Regions from separate parts of the Homo sapiens genome. Here region 1 is linked to region 2. Evidence: chromatin contacts called from ENCODE Hi-C data. All regions are on one chromosome and are shown on one strand. The core of a region is the stretch at or near the end of the contact, and the rest is flanking DNA. Distances in the headings are between cores, read along the strand shown. Region 1 overlaps DTNA (dystrobrevin alpha). Region 2 holds the start of DTNA (dystrobrevin alpha).

The links. Hi-C counts contacts between places; a loop is a spot of excess contacts on that map. Pooled maps may share reads with other maps.
Region 1: a loop to region 2 is called in a map of gastrocnemius medialis, with 2.1 times the contacts of the local background. The contact joins the enhancer-like site here to the promoter of DTNA in region 2. A Hi-C loop is called at or near these places in 1 of 168 maps with a recorded cell type or tissue (gastrocnemius medialis) and 1 of 50 pooled maps.

Annotation. Positions count from the first base shown.
Region 1 is chr18:34,837,399-34,840,098 of GRCh38, reverse strand. It overlaps DTNA (dystrobrevin alpha), which reads right to left. Exons shown (of 23, transcript NM_001386795.1): 12 at 1,928-2,005; 13 at 1,262-1,354. Among named protein-coding and RNA genes, the nearest start is that of DTNA-AS1, 71 kb to the right of the region's middle. Within about 2 kb of position 1,283, at least 9 of the 41 ENCODE cell types and tissues checked have a DNase peak (open chromatin) inside an H3K27ac peak, as active enhancers do; they include gastrocnemius medialis, where a contact is called at or near this core.
Region 2 is chr18:34,708,958-34,711,657 of GRCh38, reverse strand. It overlaps DTNA (dystrobrevin alpha), which reads right to left and starts at 1,360. Exons shown (of 23, transcript NM_001386795.1): 1 at 1,213-1,360.

The DNA of each region.
Region 1 (2,700 bases), core at 34-2,533, 130 kb before region 2:
ATGTTCATCAGTTCATGAGAACTAAAAATTATCTCATGTATTAATCTTGCAAAAATAGATCTAAGAAGCAGTAATAGGAAGAAAATTTTGAAAATACTCAAGTGAGGAGGAAAGAGGTTCAGAAACAAAGCGGCTAATAACATCAAGTGGTGAGGGCAAGGAGCATGGAGCAATGGCCTAGCATCTGAGGAATGCCTTGGTGAAATACTAGGTTGGTGCAAAAGTAATTGCAGTTTTTGTCATCACTTTTAATGTAATTGCCATTAATTTTGCCAATTACTTTTCCTCTAATAGTAGAGGAAAGAGGACTTGCCATGCTAAAGGTTTGAAACATTTTAATGGAAATTGAACCCATTGGCTTTCTTAATAATTGTAACTATGGAAAATCCATGGGCCCTTAATTGAGAGAAAATTGAAGTGGTTGAGAAAAATTGACATATTTTCAAGGAATTGGTTTGCTAAATATGTTTATAAAACAATAGTCTGAACTAGATTGAAAAATACATATGATACATAGTTTGTCCTTTTCCTTTAATTCAAGCTGCAAATCCACATTTATTATTAATATCAAGTAACTTTAACCAATGGAAGGAGTCTCCTATGTCACAATGAAAATGGAGAAAAGCCTTTTGAATGGCTTTATCCAAGTACACAGGGCTATCTTAATTCCTGAATTTAACATATCTGAAACTAAGTTTTGTGTATTCCAAGATGTGAAAGCAGGCTTTAGCAGGATGGTCATCAGAAAAATGTGTAATAGAATTGCTGAAAGACGATTGTTCCCACTGTTATCATTGTTAAAGAAATGATTTCCATTTTGTGATTCAATCACATCGCATTTTCTCTTTTTCACTCTTAAGTAAAATGAAGCATTGTTTTCCAAATCAGCAGAGACATCCATGTCCTTGGAATAAGACAAATTCTTTTATCACCATCCTGTGGTAATTTGACATGACACGTAGCACAGAACTGATTGGTGGGACCCGGAGTCCTGAATCTACCTGAAGGCTAATATTTAGCAAGGCATCCCTTTATGCAAGTTTTCGTTTTAGCTAATATATAAACAAGGATATGAATCCTATGGTTCCTTCATGGGAAGTATCCAAACTAACATCACGAGAGACTTCTTAACTGAACCAGTTAACAGTGCTTCAGTGTCACCACTGGCATCCAGTGACCTTGCTCCTTGCTGAGACTGCTTGTCACCAGCTCAGACTGTATCCCTCTCTAAGGACAGTCAAGCAGCCAAACCTGCACTAACCATGAGGGGTTGTTCCGGAGCATGTTGACATACAACCCGATGAGAACATGTTCATCAGCTAGCCTGTCTGCCACATTCAGGCTGTACTGTATCCTGAAACAGGGCAGGGGGAAAGAAAGCGTGTTGTTAAGAGAGGTGGACAGAAATAAGTAGAGGAGGTAGGAGTGAGTTTTTGGTAGAAAAGGCATTTAGAAAACCAAGCAGGTAAAGGAAGGGTAGTAAGTGATGTGCTATGAAAAACACAAGTGAAATCCAGGCAATGAAATCCACAATTCGATTTCACTAACTTTAAAAATAAAGACTTCCATTTAGGTTAAATAAAGTTTTAGAAAACAGATTTACATTTTTCAACCACTAAGGCCAAGGTATTCATCTGTAGAGTAAATACATTGAAATTGGTTGCAAGCAAAGATTAAATATCCTTCAGAAAATCGAGTCTTCAGCTTAGTCATTTCAAAAAAGAAAAGGACACAAATTCGGGAAAGTGAATAACAACACAGATGTGTCTACTGGAAATAACTACTTAGTGCTGTTAACTGGGTTAAAGCAGAGCTGCTTTTACTGAATCAAAGACAGTCTTTCACACACAAAGCATTTTTGACAAAAGAAATCTCCATTTTTAGTTTAGTTAATGCAGGGTTCCAGTACACTCTGGCTGTAACTTACCCTTTGCCCTTCAGAAAAGCTGGAGCAGCCCTAGCCAGCAGTTTGTTCTGCTCTACTTCACTGTCCTTGGGAGGAGAGCTAGTTAATAAGATGGGAAAGCCAAGAAGAGCGTAAACACGGCAATGCATTCAAGAATAGAAACTGGCAACAGACACTCCCAAGTCTAGATCCAAGTTTCATTTAGACAGATCTCTTATTATTTTGAAATGTTCAAGATGTTTTCAGATTTCCACAGACTTCAAGTAGGAATAGAAACCCAGCCTGAGAACCACAATCGCAATCACCATGATCCCAGATTTGACCTCTGCTATTTGCTTAACAAGCAAGCATTTATATTGAGTATGTCTAGACATAATGAAAATTCATTCAACATTTATCATGGCATATCATGTAAACAGTCCAATAGTTCACTAAGTCCTGCCAGCCTTTAGATCCCACTCAAGAACTTAGCCTTCCCTACATCCTCCAACTTTCTGTTCTGGATAGAAAGACTTGAAAATTACCTAGCTAGAGATTGCTTCATATTAGAAGTGTTTTACTACTCCAAGCAAAAGCCACATGATCTTGGCTGTGGAGCTACAAAGAAAATTTTCAGAGGAACAGAGAAATACACCTTTGAGTCTTATACATATATATTGTTATTTCTTATGTTTATATTAATACAAAGCTAGTGAATATAGTCTCATTGCTAAAGCAAATTCTTAACATTATGGATTCATTATGGGAACTACTCATTTTCTTTAGTAATTTAAATGACAATTTTAAAGTTTAAA
Region 2 (2,700 bases), core at 111-2,610:
GCTGTATGAACAAACTTGGGAAAATTTATTGGCTTTTATCCTAATTAGTGCCAATTAAGGGCACATAATTGATTTTAGTTCACTAAGAAAGTATTTTTCAAAAAGATTTTCCTATATCTGCACTTTTTCAGGTGGACAGTGAATACACTAGAATAACAGTAGGGCTTTGCTACTATTTAATTAGGTTTTATTTCTAAAAGCTGCTAAGACAGCTTTGTTCTAAGAGGAAGGAAAGAAGTTGCATTAAGTAAACCCCTGGCTAAAATTAGAGTAAATCCTAATATCTTATGAGAAAGTCAAACATCAAACATCAAACATCAGTAAAAGCCATGAAAAAGTAATTAAAATAAGTTATTATTAAAGAAATTGTTCTCCTTTAACTTGCTCTGTGTGTACCAAAGCCTCCCATTTTGAAACAAGCTGCCAGGGTGATATGTAAACAACGCATGAGAAGGCGTCTGCGCTCTGGGAATTGATGCTCCACACAGCCACACTGAATTGTTTACATTCAGTTCCTACCAGCCTCTAAGCAAAAGAGTTCATTTTGCACTCACCCATGTTGTATTTACTTCTATTTTTAAATCCTGTATCACACATACAGCCACAATGCCTAAAAGATTAGAATGCTAATAGAAATAATAGATGTTTTAAAAAATATAGATAAAACCGGACTATACATGTTAGATGAGGCTCGCAATAATATGATGAAAGAAAAACAAAAGCTCACATACAATAAACACACTAGATAACTTTGCTGGAAAACTTTGTCCTACTGCTTAATTTAGTAGAAGAGACAAGTAGCTTTGGACAAATGCCACTAATAAGGTGTCCTCTAAGAAAAGCGGACCATTTTCAAAAAACAAAACAAGAAAACACTTTGTTCAGGTCTACGCTGATTTGAAGACACCAGTTATTGCATTCTTATTACTTCCTTTGCAGTTTTCTTTCTTTGACTTACACACACACACACACACACACACACTCCCACACACACACACTGCCATAAAACTATAACATTTCACAACATCTTAGACTTTCAAATTAAAAACAGCTGAAACCGGAGGTGGAGGAGCTAGGAGGGTGGGCAGGAGAAATTTATCGGGTGCCCATGTGGGGGTGGGGGTGGGGGCGACAGTGAAATTCCACCCAGCAAGTTATGCCACTGCGACAGAAGTCAGAGAGTTCAGTTTCATAGATTCAATTGTACCTTACCTGGTTTTGTAGTTAAATGCACCAACATGCCCCTTAATTCTTCCTCTGAAGTACTACATATGCTGAAAACTATAGTATTTGACCTTACACATTTCCAAACAAACTCCAAAGTAACCTTTAACTTCAATAAAAAGCTGTGTTCATTCTTCCCCTTGTGCTCAACACACAGCAATCTAATACACCTCATCATGTGGTCCGTTACCATGGTAGCAATGAATCCAGCTGCTGAAATACAAAAGACTGACAAAAAGTTGCTTTTTTCCCCTCCACCCACCCTGACAAAGTCAGATTTTTTTTTCTGTATGACAAGTCTAATTTGAATATGCTTCTCTTGCTGACTCAACTTCATGAACAAGAAAAAAATAACAGAAGTATAAGAATAAAAGGTTTCCCAACTAACTAATGAAATATCTCTATGCATTTTAAGTCACCATTAATCTTTTGAAATACTGATCATTATCTACTACATCAGCCAACTAAATATTTTTAAATGTCAGTTACTAACTCAATAGGAAATGCAGCAATAATCCCACAGCTCCTTTAGAAACATTAAAAAATGCAGTAATGTATTCAGTAAACACAGATGCTGAAAACACTACATCAGTGTATGAAGGGCTAGTTTCAAAGTGCTTTTTTTCTAGAGCAAACTTCTAATCACAGCTTAGATGTGGGAGGTAAAATTCTTCATTTTCTTTTCATCAAAACCCTGTGTTTAACTGTTATTTAAACAGATTTCAGTTCTTTTAAAATTTATCATTTAAATTTAAAGCAGGCAACACAGCCTGCTGGAATCGATCAGGCTATATTTGCTGAGGTGGGGAGGGCTCTATATTAAGAGCAGCAGTCTTGGATTTGAAACGATACAAACTCTGAGCAATCCTGGGACTCCCCAAACCAATGGCTATGTAGTTAGGATTTAAGGAATCACCTTCAGCGCATTACCAGTCCTTTAGGGAAAAGCTGAAGGAGTCCCAGGTGACTGGAGCTTCCCCGCTTGCCAGCATGTCAGCATGGTCCTTCCTCCCACCATGGTACATTAATCAGCCAGTGGGTGCCCCCGTCCTCCAGGGATGGCTACTTCATCCCTCAGGCCTCGCATAATCACTCTGCTCTTGCACAACCTTCCTTATTTCCCAAACTTAGCTTACATTTCACAATAATTTGTTTGCATATCTATCTTCTCTCTTTAGAGATGGACTCCCAGAGGAACAGGAACATTGTCTTACTCATCTTTCTCTACCAAGTAACCATCAAAAGACTTGGCACTAGGTAGGGCTACTTCTTCAATGGATAAAGATGGCATCTGAAAGCTTTCCCTCAACTCCTCCAGGACTGTCTTCAGAGCATGGCTTGCTGTGGTTAAACCCTTCAGAGATCTGCACAGAATTTTTCTTAGTACATCACATCACAAAGAGAGGCAAGGCAGAGGAGTTCTTAAGAAGAGCAATTGTGGAATCAAGCAGATGCGGATTTGAAATCTGGCTCTAG